Linked DNA regions of Homo sapiens: regions 2, 3, 4 and 5 are each linked to region 1. Evidence: chromatin contacts called from ENCODE Hi-C or POLR2A ChIA-PET data. All regions are on one chromosome and are shown on one strand. The core of a region is the stretch at or near the end of the contact, and the rest is flanking DNA. Distances in the headings are between cores, read along the strand shown.

Region 1 (2,648 bases), core at 102-2,601:
CACAGCGCCCGGCCACACCTGGCTAATTAAAATTTTTTTTTTTTTTTTTTTTTTGTAGAGACAGGGTCTTACTGTTGCCCAAGCTGGTTTCGAACTACAGAGCTAAAGCGATCTGCCTGCCTCGGCCTTGCAGTGTTGCGATTACAGACGTGAGCTACCACGCCTGCCCAAAGTATTTTTATCCAGCCTTCCAACCATATACAAGTTATTTCCTAAATTTCTCTGAGGATTACATCCCATTGTACGAGCTTCCTCATCCTGGAGGGGGAGTGAGTGAATGGATGGGGTTGCTGAAAATTTATAAGATTAGTTTGATACAAACTCTGATATATTTTGGTTCCATGGGTTAAATAAGACTGTGAGGTCACATGTGAGCAATGTTTTTCTTTTTTTAGAAAGCGTTTCTTCCCTGTAACTTGACTAAAATTCCACAGTTCCTCCCGTCTTCATACCTAAACATTAAGATAGATTTATTAAAAATCTAAATAATTAGCGTAAAGGGTTAGATATCTGTACATATATGTCTTTAGGCTTCCTGACTTCGTTGGTTTCACCTGATTTTGTTGGTTAACAAGGAAACAGCCTAACTCCTGAGCCTCCAATCGCTAGCTCTTCCAAGAGACTAATTCCCGGTGTCAGGGTTCTAGGCGCTAGTACAAACTGCCCGCAGTGCCTGCTCGAGGTCGTCTTTGCGGGGAGCCATGGCTGTGGCAGGGGTCCCGGCAGTTTCCTTCACCAGTCCCTGTGAGCCAGCCCCCGCGCTGTCCAGATCCCAGACCTCTCGCGGGCCGGCGCAGCCTTCTAAGGGCGGTCCTGGGGTCCTGGGCTCAAAGTCCAGCCTTGGCCGCGGCCCCACGGGTACGCTTGTGGGCCTTCCGTGCTCCAGGAGCCGCCAGACTCTGCCCGGCGCGGAATGGAGGTGTGAAGCCGCAGAAGCTAGGGAGGGGCTGACAAGGAAGAGTCGGTTGCCCGTGGTTCCCTACGCAACTCTGTGGGTGCGGGGAGTCGAAGCCTTCTGCACTCCAAGGCTCCTGGCATCGTCCCCGCGCCACCCCGGCGTACCCTCTGATGGTCGCTGACAGCTTCACAGGGGAAGATCGAGACTGACCCTTCTCCCGCTACACATCCCTAGCCACCTTCCAGTCCTGTCCTCTCGGCTCACGCCCCGCCCCTGCCACGTGACGGGACCCGCCAGTGAGCCTATGGGAGGCAGCTCCGCCCCACGCCCCCACCTTGCCCCTTGCTCCGCGCGCCGCCACGTGATGCGGCCCCCCTCCAGCCAATGAGTGCCGGCCTTGCCTCGCGCCCCGCCCCGCGCGCCGTGGCCGTTTGAAGTGACTAATTTCTGTCATATGACTGAGGCGCCCATGGGGGTGGCGGGGCGGCTGTAGGAGCAGGGGCCTAGCAAGCGCCCAGCGGAGCGACCCCTGCCTGGCCGTGGCTAGCATGGCCCCTACGCTGTTCCAGAAGCTCTTCAGCAAGAGGACCGGGCTGGGCGCGCCCGGCCGCGACGCCCGGGACCCAGATTGCGGGTTCAGGTAGGGCGCTGTGGGGCGGGGGTCGCGGAGCCGATGGCCTTGTGGGCTCCGGGCTCCAGGGGTGTTGGGGCCTTCGGTGTTCCGACCCGAGCGGAAGCGCCGCGCCGAGAGCAGCATCTGGTCCTCGGTGGGGTGGAGCCGGCTGCGGGCTAGCGCCGAAGGGTTGGAGCGAGGTCCTACCTTTTATTTTACCCCACCCGCCTCGCCGTTGCCCCTTCCCCCTCCTCCCGTCGGTTTGTTTACGACCTGCCCCCAGCCACGCGCGACTCTGCTCCTCCGGACCTAGCACCGCGGCCTGAGACTTTGGGTCCACACGCCTTCCTGGCACCGAGTAGAGTTGGGCGCGGGCTGGATTGGACCTCAGCCGCCGTACTCCGGGCCGCGAAGTTCTCCCCTCCTCCCCGTGACCAGTTGTCCTCCGGGCGCTGCGTTCCAGCTCCGTTGGCGTTGTGGAGAGAGCGGCACGTTTGGCCAAGCTTCTGAGTTGAGAGAAGGCTGGAGGAGCGAGTAGGCAACGTGCCGTTCTTTCAGGTTTCTTGGACGCTAAAATTGGAGGTGTGCAGTAACCGGACCGAGCGACCTTAATGTTATCGAAGGAGAAATGTGAAACTTGAGTTTAGGGTTACTGCCGAAGGAAGACCAAATTGAATGAAATCTGGCCTTGGAATTGGCTGTAGATTCTTCCTCCTCGAATTGTTACTGAAAAGGAGTCTTAAAAATTGAAAATGTTAGTAGAGCATTTTGTAGTGTTACAGGCTTTGTTAATTTTTCATTGTAGTACCTGTTGCTGGCAGAGTAACTTTTCAGAATTGTAAGATTTGATATAAACCTGAATTCAAGGTAAAATTTAGTCGTTAAACTGCACCTGAGGAGATTATGTCCAAACAGCCTTTATACGTATTGCAGTGTGGAAACTTGCAAATATAACTAGGCTAAATGTCAAATGCCACACGTTTTAAACTTGGTAGGATAGCAAAGAGCCCAGTTGTACAACAATAGTAGAAACAAAAAAATAAAATAAAAATAAAAAAAGAGAATCTGTCAAATTTTGGAACAGGCGAAGTTGCCACACTGGTTTAAGAAATTTTGCTATTCTTAAAATTATTCACT
Region 2 (2,648 bases), core at 58-2,557, 940 kb before region 1:
GGGTTTGGACCTGGGCTCTGCCATTGTTTATATGTATGACCTTGGAAAAGTTATTTAATGGTCCTGTGCCTCAATTACTTTATCTGTAAAATAATAATAAATAGTATCTATTTCAAAAGGTTATTGTGTGGATTAAATGAATTAAAAAACGAAAGCATGTAGAACAGTACACTGGCACTATGTAAAATGCTTTATCTTTATTTCTATCAGTTCCTACTGCAAGCTCACAGCCCTTGCATGCTAAGATGGAAGCACGACGGGAATGTTGGATGAAGCAAGGAGGCCAGGTGGGGCTGGTGCAGAAGAAGCAAGAGGGAGGATTGTAGGGCTTGTGGCTTTAGCTTTGTAAGATGGGAAATCAATGGAGGGTTTTGAGCAGAGAAAAGAGAAGATCTGATTCATGTTTTAGCACCAGCACTCTGGCTCCTGTCCAGCACACTGAAAAGGGACAAGGACACACAATCAAGGAAACCAGTTCTGAGCGATTGTAGTAATGCACGTGAGAGACGATGGTGGTGGTAGAAGTGGCCAAATTCTGGTTCCACTACAAAGATAGATACAACAGGCTGTATTTAAAGATAGAATATTGTGTATGAAAGAGACTGCAATTTTGACCTGAGCAGTTGTCGGAATTAAGCTCCCACATATTGAGATGAAGAAAGTCTGAGAGGGATGAGAGAGAGCCCTTTTAAATTTTTTGATGGGGGTGGAGTGGGTAGTGGGGCGATTGATGGGGGATCAAGATTTCAATTCTGGACATGATTAACTTGAAATGCCCATTACACATTCAAGTGGACTAGAAAGAGGATGGACGGATCACTGGTTCTTTGACCAACACGTATAAAAATCCCACTCTGTGCCAGGCTCTGTGTGGGCTCTGGAGATAGATGTGAGAATACTAACAATCTCCTTAAGAGAGCTCACTTTCTAATGGTAAGACAGGTCATGAGGAAGTTAGCAATCAAGCGAGGTCAGGTAGGTAAGGTCTTCAATTCTTCGGATGAGACAAAATGTACAATTGCTATTACTGATTTTAATATTCCGGGTATTGCAAGGGCCAGAAGACGGGCCTAAGAGCAGCTCCTCCTCCCAACCCCGGGCTGCCAGGTTACCTCCGCCTCAGTGCGTGCCACATTTCTAGCGCAGCAGAATGGCAGCATTGCGCACGCGCGGCCTCAGTCTGGCGTCCTAGGAGATGGACTCGGAAAGCCTCCGCGCAGGCGTAATTCAAGGGCCGAGAGAGCCTGAGACTGGGCTTGGGGCGGGGCGAGCTCGGAATGCGGCTGCGCACTGGGCGCTCTCGCCCGAGAAGCCGCAGTCTCGAGAGCGTCAACGAGGTGTTTCGGTAGTCTCTGGCCATCCTTTCTGCGCACCCGGTGTCGCTGGGCTGCACCCCGGGCGGGGACGTCCGCCGGGCACGGGAGGGGGCCAAGATGCCGGTGAGGAGAGTCGCTTCGCTTCTGGGGTTTCTTCTCATCCTAGCGGCCTGGCCCGGGGGCGCGGCCGTTGCCATGGAGGCGCGGAGCCGGCAGGCGGCCTGGGTGGGGCGGGGCAGGCTCGGTCGTGCGGTGGAGGTGGTTGGAGAGCCTGGCTGGTCAGCCCCGGGGCCGCGGGGGTCCGGCCGGCCTCGACAGGGACCTGGGGTCAGGCCCTGCCGCCCTCGTCGCTGCTGCATCCCGTGGGGCCTGCGCCGCTTATCAAAAAGGCGCTGTGCTGGAGGATGCGCTCTGGCTCGCAGCCCTTCCTGCTGAGCGGGGCGTCTGGGGGTGGCCACGGTGGGGCTCTTTGGATGCTGCACACCTGGTGAGGCCTTTGCGCCTCGGAGCAAGCGCAGGGAGGCAGCGGAGCGAAGGCTGCCTGCCCCTATTCCAGGCCCCATACTCCGAGTCTCCTAGCCTTGAGCTGTCATTGCTCTTGTGGCGCTTTAGCTTATGATGCAGAATGAAACCCGTAGGTGTCTTTGTGTGTGTGGCGGTGTTATGTTTATCTTCCAGGATTTCACAGATTGTTATCGTGAACTTAATAATGGGGCCTTCTAAGACCCCTTATTAGGGGTCATGGAGGAAAATTGAGCCATGGCCGCTTATTTAGTGGTTGTGAGGCCTCGGATAATTATTTAATCTGTCTGGGTCCTTAGTTCCCATGTAAACTTTACCTCATGGGGTTGTTATCCGCGTGAAATAATACACAGGAGACTAGAAGGACAGTGCTTGACATTTAAGATTAAATGCTCTATATTTGTTCTGTTCACTGCTTTCAAGTTTTAATTCAGTAAATATTGGGCACCAACCACATGCTAGGCCCTGAAGATACAACATTGAGCAACACCAGTCAGGTTCTTGAACTTGGAAAGAGAGAGGCTTGCCTTCTTGGGCAGAGGTGAAAATCATACATATTTACAGACGTAAGACACAAAACCTTAATAATGAAGTGGGTGGGTATCCTACAATAGAGAGAAGTAGATTCTGGTGAATTGGAATGTATTGCCATGTAAGAATGATGGTCTGCAGATGATAACAGGTCATTTTTTTTCCTCCCAAGAAGAGACTTTAGAAATTATTTTTGTGAAATTTCTCAATTTTAGCAACTAATTCAAAAGCTCTTTAAATACTATGAACCAAACAAAAGAAATTTGTGGGCTGAATTCA
Region 3 (2,648 bases), core at 106-2,605, 690 kb before region 1:
AGGAAATGACACGCCTGGGAGAGTAACTTACTTCTGCAGGAGCTTTAGGGAGATGAAGGAAGAAGCCTCCTGGGCCAGAGTTTTGGATGGAAAATGAACACCCAGTCAAGTCTCTAGGACTATACGTGGGGCGGGGACTAGTTGTGCGCGAGAGTTAAGTAGGGGCCTTACCAAGGAGCATGGGACCTGGGCTCCCCAACCCTTTGGCTAGCCCCATGGCGTTGATCAGCCCTGAGCTAATTCCTCCATGCTGCCCAGAACCTCTCTGGGCCAAGCCCTGGGGACTCAGAGATGACAGCAATGCTTCCATTGCGGAACTCCCATACGCGGGCCACAGGGAGGCTCTGGAGGCGGCCTGAGGCAAGAGTGCTAGGAGGGATCAGAGCTAGCCCACCCCTACCCTCACTCAGCCGTCTGGGCTTCTCTGAACCCCTTCTCCTCCTCTGTTCCCTAAAGCCAGCCAGGGGGAGTCCCAGGGAGGCAGACCGAAAAGGGGTGGGGTGTCATCCTGGTCACTATTAGACCCTGCAACGGCGACCTTGAAAACTACTCAGCGTCTGTTGCCCGAGTGGAGCATAGTGCTTTACAATCTCTTCCCATCACAGCAAACCATCAAGGTAGGGCTACTATTATTTTATGGTTGAAAAACAGAGGTCCTGCGTCCCTTGGGGGCTGTGCCAGCAGCGGCCAAGTTGGGATTTCCCCTGGTCCAGCAGCCCCAGACAGCACACGGGGCAGGGTAGGCTTTCTGCCTTCTTCACTTCCCCAGGGCAGGTGAGTGACCTGGAGGGAGGGGGTCACCCCTAAAAACAGGGGTAGTGCTAGGACTGAAACCCTCCCTTCTTGATATCCCACTGGCAAGCTTGAGGAGCCAGGCTGCCAGTCGGGAGATTCGGCCCAGTGTTCCCACTGGAGAGGGCGGCAAGTGCCCGGGCGATCCCCTCACCTGCGTTCGGGAGATATACCCCCGCCCCCGCCCCGCCAGGAGGGTGAAAAGATGGCCCCAGGAGCCAGCCGGCTGGGACAAGGCGGAGTGAGAGGACAGGCTGGGGCCAGGGGCGCTGGGCTGTCCCGGGCAGCCCTCCTCCGGGCAAGCCGGAGCAGGGGTGGATTGGGAGCGCTCGGGGCGGGCCCGCGGTGGCCCCGGGGCGGTGGCGCCCGGCCGGAGAGGGTGGGGCGGAGCAGCCGCCCTGTACTTCCCCTTCGCCGCTAGCTCTACAACAGCCTGATTTCCCCGAAATGACGGCACGCAGCCGGCCAATGGGCGCCCGCGCGGCTGTCCGGGGGCGGGGCCGGCCAGGGCTGGGGAATCCCGCTAAGTGTTTGGATTGCTCGGTGGCGCCGCTGCCCTGGCAGAGCTCGCCACTCCTTAGTCGAGGCAAGACGTGCGCCCGAGCCCCGCCGAACCGAGGCCACCCGGAGCCGTGCCCAGTCCACGCCGGCCGTGCCCGGCGGCCTTAAGAACCCGGCAACCTCTGCCTTCTTCCCTCTTCCACTCGGAGTCGCGCTCCGCGCGCCCTCACTGCAGCCCCTGCGTCGCCGGGACCCTCGCGCGCGACCGCCGAATCGCTCCTGCAGCAGAGGTGAGTACGCCTTTGAGGCGCGGGGCACCGGCGGCGTCGAATAAAAGGCGCGCGGGGCACCAGGAAGTGGGGGGTCGAAAGCTCCAGGCTGGAGACTCGCCGGCGCGCGGCGTTGCCCGGGCCTCCGCGCGGGCTCCGGGGGGCGCCGGAGGAGCTGCGAGCCGCGGGCCGCGGCGCGGGGAGGGCGGGACGCGGCGTGGACCGCCCACCCGGACGAGGCTGCCGGCGCCCGGCAGCTTTCGCAGATCTGCGTGCGCGCAGCCGCCAGGGGCCTGTAGGTGGCCCGCTATGTTCGTCCCGCGCATCCACACGCCGTGCCGGGGACCGAGTGTCAGCCCACGCGTGGGCGCCCAGTGCTCCCGGCTTTCGGCGGTCCCAGCTCCGCGCCCAGGCGACAGGTTTTGGGCTCCCTGTGCTGGTGGCAAGGGCTGGCTTACTGCCCAGGTGGCTGGAGGGAATCGTGACCTACGGAGACTGCGGGAAGAGGCGCCACAGGTGTTCCTTGGGCCACTTCTCCAGAGGAGGGGAAACCGGGCCGGAAGGGTTAGCGTCCTGGTCTTAGCGTTGTGGGCGCTGTGGCTGTCAGGAAGGCGTAGAATGGATTCAGGGGGGCGGGAGGGGGCTGTTCAGGGTGACGGCTAGCCCTTTGCTAGCTAGTGGTTACAACTCAAGTCAAGGGAATTTCTTCTTGGCATCAAGCAAAAGAAGTCCCTCCCTTCCCAAAGGATTTGAATTTTGAGCGAAAAGTTCTGAAATTAGGGTATCTGTGCATTTTGTCTCTTTTCCTGCATATGAATCCTGAAGCCATCACTTGCATGCCTGTCTCCTCCAGAGACTGGCTGGGAGGGGCTGAAGGAAGGGGCAAAAGCATTTTTGCCTAAGATGCTGAAAAAATTTGGAGAGCAGTTTTATTCCAGCGCAGCTCCCCTCCGCACTGAGTGTAGTACCTAGCAGCTGGCTGAGGTGAGGGGAGGGTAACTAAGTGACCTCGGGTGGGGCAGGTCACTGCCCAGGTACTGTTCAACAGATTCCAGACTGGAGCCTCTGTGTTCTCTTTACAGCCAA
Region 4 (2,648 bases), core at 62-2,561, 610 kb before region 1:
CTCAACACCATCCTGCTGAGGTAGGGCAGCGGCGGACTCCATGTTTTGAAACTTAGGAACTTAGACCATCTTTTGTCAAATTCAGATGGTTTTCTCAAAGTAAAGATCATTCAAGTTTTGTTTCAGTAATGGGCCGTATGATCAGATCTGTGTGATTAGGCTGAATTCATTATTATTGAGACAAAAATTGAGTTAAAGGGGATTCTTGGTATTGGCCTGCAAAACCTGTCATAACTTAAATGTAAAGTTTCTGATGATTTAGTCACTTTACTCTCAGCTCTTAGCTCTTTCACTCACCTGTCCTTGTTCTACACAACCTGCCTGATGGGTAACTTGAATACATATTTTCTCTCTTCAGGGGATGGGAACGCCCTAAGGGCAGGGGCTGTTTCCACAGCCCTGGGGTGGAACCCCCTTCCTGCATACCAAGAATGAGTTGGCTATACTTGACGAAGGGCAAAGACAAGGTGGCACGCATCTTTCATGCTTCTGCTGGCAGATGCAGTGGACTGGAAATTTCCTGGTCTGGGAAGGACTCGGTCTGTGAGTGCACCTATCCCTGACATCTATGCTAGCCCCGGGATGGGGGCCCCAGCAGAGTAAGGCCCTGACTTCACATGGACAGGGCCAGGGCAAGGGGGCCACATCCTGGCCTAGTTGCTCTCCATGCCCGTGATCAAGGGAGATGAGCTGCCAGCTTGCTCGGTCAAGGAACACTTGGAAGGCACTCCAAGTGCCCCCAGGTGCACCAGATCTAGGAAACTTAAGCAAACTACATGAGGTATGGGGTGGGGCCCAGTGGGAAAAATGAGTCTGACAGGTCAGAGGGAGTAGATTATGAGCTCAGGTTAGGCATTCTGTTCAGCATTTTACGTACACCCTCCCACTTTTGATTTTTACCAACACCCAGGGAGGTCGGTGCTCTACAAAAGGGAAAGGCGTGCTCAGGTGGCCCGACTTGCCACGGTTCCAGCTCGACCCCGGGCTGCTAGCCCCTTGGCACGCTTGTCTGAGGCCTCCCAGGTCTTCCAGCCTGGCCTGGAGGCTCAAAGCCACGAAACCCAAGGGTGCCGCTTCTCAGGCCCTCCCCGCCCCCACGGCAGAACCCCTGACCCTGCCCGGGTCAAACGCCTGGCGTCGGGCCCGCCGGGTCCGCAAGGAGGAGCCCGCGAGGCGGCCGCGAAGGGGCTGTGCTTACCTCGCCCGGCGCGGGTTGCGGCCCCAGGGCCCGCGCTCCAGGCTGGCGGCCGCTGCATTCTGCGCCCCTCGCCTGAAACGGCAGCTGCGCCAGTCCTGGCCACGACCGCTTTCATTTTCCTCAACGACATCGGCAGGAAAGCGAAAGCGAAACCCTCCGGGAGGCGGGACCGGGGCCGAGCGCGCAGTGAACGCGGGGCGCGCGGCGGGCGCGGGCCGGCAGCCAGAGGCGGGGGCCCCGGGCTCGGGTCTGCGCGTGGCCTGGCCCGGTGGCGTTCGGGGTGGAGCTGGGCCAGCCGAGTGCCCGAGAGCTAGTCCGCCACGCACACCTGCCTCGGCGGGACCCGGGCCCGGGCTGGGCGGGAGGCTGGGCAGGCCCGCCGTAAGTGGAAAGGCGCCCGCGGCGCTTCGGCCGACCGGGACAGGTTCCTCCATCTGCCCTTCATTCAGCGTTTACTTGGGCCTGTGGCTGGCAGCCGGCCCGGGACCTGACCGCTGGCGGCGCCTCGGGCTCTGGCCTGAGGAGGCAGATGGCAGCCTGAGCAACTGGGACCAAGCCTCTGAGGAGTCCCCGTTGGAGGGGACTTGACCATGAGGTACCAGGCATCTCATCTGGGGTCAGCGGAGAACCCAAAAGTCAATGACGTCGGTGAAATGGGGGTCCCTTCATCCGATAAGAGAAACTGGAACAGCAAGCCTATGGTTTGGACTCCCTGGTCTAAGCGGTGCCCATCAATATCTAAACATTTAGAGATTCCAGGTTTCAGTGTCTGGCCGTCTCTTACTGTCAGTGATTTGGGGCAAAATATTCAAGTAGTTAGACTTAATTACTTCCCCTGTGGGATGGGAATAATAATAATCATACCTACTGCCAGAATTTTAGGAATGAACAATAGAAGGAAGAAAATACTTAAAATTTTCTGACAGCCTCTAAGTGGGTTCCTTGAGGGCAGCAACCAAGTCATTTACCTGGATGCTTGATAGACATTCTCTAATGGCCAGTCCATCAACTTGGAGCTATCTCCATGATAACAGGTTAGTTGTCAAAGTTTGGACAATATTATCTGGAGTTTAAAGACTGAGGAAGCCCTGCAATTTTTTTTGGAAGGTGTCTGAAACTTAGCCTGACAATTAGCCCCCACAATTATGCCACGGAACCAGGTTTTTGTTAGAGTGGAGCATGGCCACAACGTTTGATGGACATTCCTACAGCGGTGTTCAGCGCTGGCCACTGAGGTCTGAAAATACTTTTGCAAGCATTTCTATTCACTTGCTTTTAGAAAACATTGGTAAGACACCATACTCCAAACACAGTTTGCCCTGTCTGTACGTTTGTTGCAAAGCAAACATAAAAGTTTTTGCCATAGAGCAAACACAGAGCAGTCTGTTATAACTGGAACAAGAAACCAAAATGAGCTATTAAATCTGCCCAGAGTCACTTTGGTTTACCT
Region 5 (2,648 bases), core at 110-2,609, 520 kb after region 1:
TCGGGAGGCTGAGGCAGGAGAATCGCTTGAACCCGGGAGGTGGAGGCTGCGGTGAGCCGAGACTGCACCACTGCACTCCAGCCTGGGCAACAAGAGTGAACCTCCATCTTAAAAAAAAAAAAAAAGGGCCAGGTGCAGTGGCTCACACTTGTAATCCCAGGACTTTGGGAGGCCAAGGCAGGCGCATCACGAGGTCAGGAGATCAAGACCATCCTGGCTAATATGGTGAAACCCCGTCTCTACTAAAAATACAAAAACATTAGCCAGGCATGGTGGCGGGCACCTGTAGTCCCAGCTACTCGGGAGGCTGAGGCAGGAGAATGGCATGAACCCGGGAGGCGGAGCTTGCAGTGAGCCGAGATCGCGCCACTGCACTCCAGCCTAGGTGACAGAGCAAGATTCCATCTCAATAATAATAATTTTAAAAAGGTGATTTTTTATGTGAATTATCTCAATTAGGGTGTCATTAAGGAAGGAAAATAACCTCCTCTCCCCCCAAAGAAGAAAAAAAAAGGTTACTTCCTTAGAATAATCTCTCAGAAGTGGAAATACACACAAATATGCCAAAGCGCTTTTGAAACAGGTTCCAGATTTATACTACCTCCAACAACATATTTAGTACCTGTGTCATCACTGTACTCAGGTCTGAACAAGCACCATTCCTTAAACCTTAAATCTGATAAGAGAAACTTGCTATTGTTTATTACTTTAAAAATGAACACTTTCTCCCCATATCTTAATCATAAACTTTTCAAATGGTCAGTTCTTAGCCTTTAAAAGTGACTTCTCTATGTATATAACACAAATGTTTCGATTTCTCAGGAAATGTAGAAATGGACTTTCTTACAATTTTGGTCAGCAATAATTAACTCATCCTAACTCAGTTCTATTTCAGCTTTTAACCTTAAAACTTTCCTTTAAGTCACATATTTTTAAAACAGTCCGAAAAACTACTCTCCTCCTTAGACAGGGAAATTAAAATTTCCCTGAAAGATCACTACCTGGGTTATACATGTTTCTAGTTTCCTGATGGCACTTAACTTTCAAGTGAAATGTCCAAGTGGCTCCCAAGACATTTTAAAACGATATGGTATTGTTGAAAGGAAATTAAACATTTATTAACATCTTATTCTACAAGCCAAATGCTTTATGTGCATTACTTCATTTAATCCTAACAAATGTATTACTCTCACTTAACTGAAAAGGAAAATGAAAATCACCAACGGTAAGAACTTGCCACGCAGCAAATATGCAGCAAAGTTAGAGATCAAATCGAGGTGTGTCTAAATTTCAAAGTCCATATTCTTTCTGCCACTTTACAATGCTTTCCAAGCTAAATGACTATGGAAAATCAGGCAAGACTTTGAATACTTGTTCTGCCACTTACTGTGTGACTAATTTCTAAACTTCTTCAGAGTAGAGTTTACAAAAACAAGGTCACTGTTCACAAAATAAATCTTAAAAGAGGAGGCTAAAAATTCACTGTGAGATGAAACTTTCTTTAAATACTATTTTTTCAACAGCAAAATGTATGGAATAATTCTAAACACTTTTCTAGAATTTGTTTCAAGATTCACTTTACCTTCCAACAGAGGCACTTGCATATCCACTCACAAACATGTAATGTAGATAAAAAACACTTCTTTAGGGGCTGTCAAGTCTCTTCTGTAGACCACAAATGCATCATTTCTCAGTAGAAAAGGCCACATCAACTACATTGCTCTTTACTCTTCTTTACCACATGAGAAATGTTTTCAGCAACATATACACCATTCAGGAAGTAGCACAAGGGGGTAAGAGAAAAAGCTACTGAAGAGAAAAAGACTGGAGGAGCTTGTGAGCAAGCAGTGATACAACACAGAAAGGACGAGGTTAAGAACAATAAAAATGAAGGCAAGACATCAGCGGTCTACTCTACCCCAGGTAATGGATATCACTGTGATCAAGGAAAAATCCTTAAAGGATCTTTGATTTGCTTTTACAATTGCTATTTAACGACCCAAACAACCACTTGACAAATTTGGAACTGGTGATTTCCAAAGAATGCAATATACCAATATATATGAGCAATTCTTCCACAAGGATTTTTCACATTCATAAAACAAAAATCAAAGGAAACATTAACATAAGAATTCTTACATGCTAAAATTTTTCCAAGAACTATTTCACTCCTCATTCTCACACATAAAAAGGGTAGCAATATCTAATAAAATTGTCATACTACAGATAGATGAAGGCCTTCAATAAAACACAGTTTTCTTCCAAAATTATTTTACTATTAAAGGATCAGTCGGACTTGGACAGACTAAAAAATATAAACTTATCTACAGGCTCATATTTTACCCTAGGGCTATTATTAAAATAATTCTGCTGTACATAGAATCCTGAATGGTTTTCATCAGCTAGTATAAAACAATCAGGCTATTGTGCAATGGTAAGAGGGCTCTTAAGAAAAAAATTACTGCTGAAAGTAATTCTTTTCTCCAGTTGACTTACCACATTCTACTCTCTATAAACACCATTGTTTTTAATCACAACTTTACCTACAGCTTTATCCTCGTCAAACAGAATTTTCACTTTCCAATATGACCCTTTCAAACTGAAGTAATAAAAAGTAATACTTTTATGATAATATTCGTTAAAGTGAA

The links. Hi-C counts contacts between places; a loop is a spot of excess contacts on that map. ChIA-PET counts read pairs that join two places held with the same protein, here RNA polymerase II (POLR2A). Pooled maps may share reads with other maps.
Region 2: a map of naive thymus-derived CD4-positive, alpha-beta T cell shows a loop between it and region 1 (5-fold over the local background). The contact joins the promoter of KIF3A here to the promoter of FNIP1 in region 1. A Hi-C loop is called at or near these places in 1 of 168 maps with a recorded cell type or tissue (naive thymus-derived CD4-positive, alpha-beta T cell) and 6 of 50 pooled maps. POLR2A ChIA-PET finds 5 or more read pairs at or near these places in 1 of 52 experiments (CD8-positive, alpha-beta memory T cell).
Region 3: a map of natural killer cell shows a loop between it and region 1 (12-fold over the local background). The contact joins the promoter of IRF1 here to the promoter of FNIP1 in region 1. A Hi-C loop is called at or near these places in 1 of 168 maps with a recorded cell type or tissue (natural killer cell), 5 of 37 single-sample maps with no recorded cell type and 17 of 50 pooled maps.
Region 4: a map of CD8-positive, alpha-beta T cell shows a loop between it and region 1 (4-fold over the local background). The contact joins the promoter of CARINH here to the promoter of FNIP1 in region 1. A Hi-C loop is called at or near these places in 2 of 168 maps with a recorded cell type or tissue (B cell and CD8-positive, alpha-beta T cell), 1 of 37 single-sample maps with no recorded cell type and 8 of 50 pooled maps. POLR2A ChIA-PET finds 5 or more read pairs at or near these places in 2 of 52 experiments (CD4-positive, alpha-beta T cell and activated CD4-positive, alpha-beta T cell).
Region 5: a map of GM12878 shows a loop between it and region 1 (3-fold over the local background). The contact joins the enhancer-like site here to the promoter of FNIP1 in region 1. A Hi-C loop is called at or near these places in 1 of 168 maps with a recorded cell type or tissue (GM12878), 4 of 37 single-sample maps with no recorded cell type and 2 of 50 pooled maps.

What each region holds. Positions count from the first base shown.
Region 1 is chr5:131,795,720-131,798,367 of GRCh38, reverse strand. It overlaps FNIP1 (folliculin interacting protein 1), which reads left to right and starts at 1,351. Exons shown (of 18, transcript NM_133372.3): 1 at 1,351-1,538. The coding sequence starts at 1,447. RefSeq lists silencers at 1,148-1,407, 1,458-1,737.
Region 2 is chr5:132,736,205-132,738,852 of GRCh38, reverse strand. It overlaps KIF3A (kinesin family member 3A), which reads left to right and starts at 1,307. Exons shown (of 19, transcript NM_001300791.2): 1 at 1,307-1,439. The coding sequence starts at 1,434. RefSeq lists a silencer at 1,443-1,752 and an enhancer at 1,903-2,002.
Region 3 is chr5:132,489,480-132,492,127 of GRCh38, reverse strand. IRF1 (interferon regulatory factor 1) reads left to right here and starts at 1,355. Exons shown (of 10, transcript NM_002198.3): 1 at 1,355-1,583; 2 at 2,645-2,648. RefSeq lists enhancers at 104-153, 194-403, 1-540, 674-813, 1,835-2,482 and silencers at 954-1,403, 1,664-1,943, 2,474-2,523.
Region 4 is chr5:132,409,592-132,412,239 of GRCh38, reverse strand. CARINH (colitis associated IRF1 antisense regulator of intestinal homeostasis) reads right to left here and starts at 1,311. Exons shown (of 4, transcript NR_161242.1): 1 at 1,199-1,311. RefSeq lists silencers at 1,013-1,302, 1,373-1,672 and an enhancer at 1,913-1,962.
Region 5 is chr5:131,280,407-131,283,054 of GRCh38, reverse strand. All of the region lies in intron 1 of CDC42SE2 (CDC42 small effector 2), which reads right to left. Among named protein-coding and RNA genes, the nearest start is that of CDC42SE2, 18 kb to the right of the region's middle. Within about 2 kb of position 1,359, at least 6 of the 41 ENCODE cell types and tissues checked have a DNase peak (open chromatin) inside an H3K27ac peak, as active enhancers do.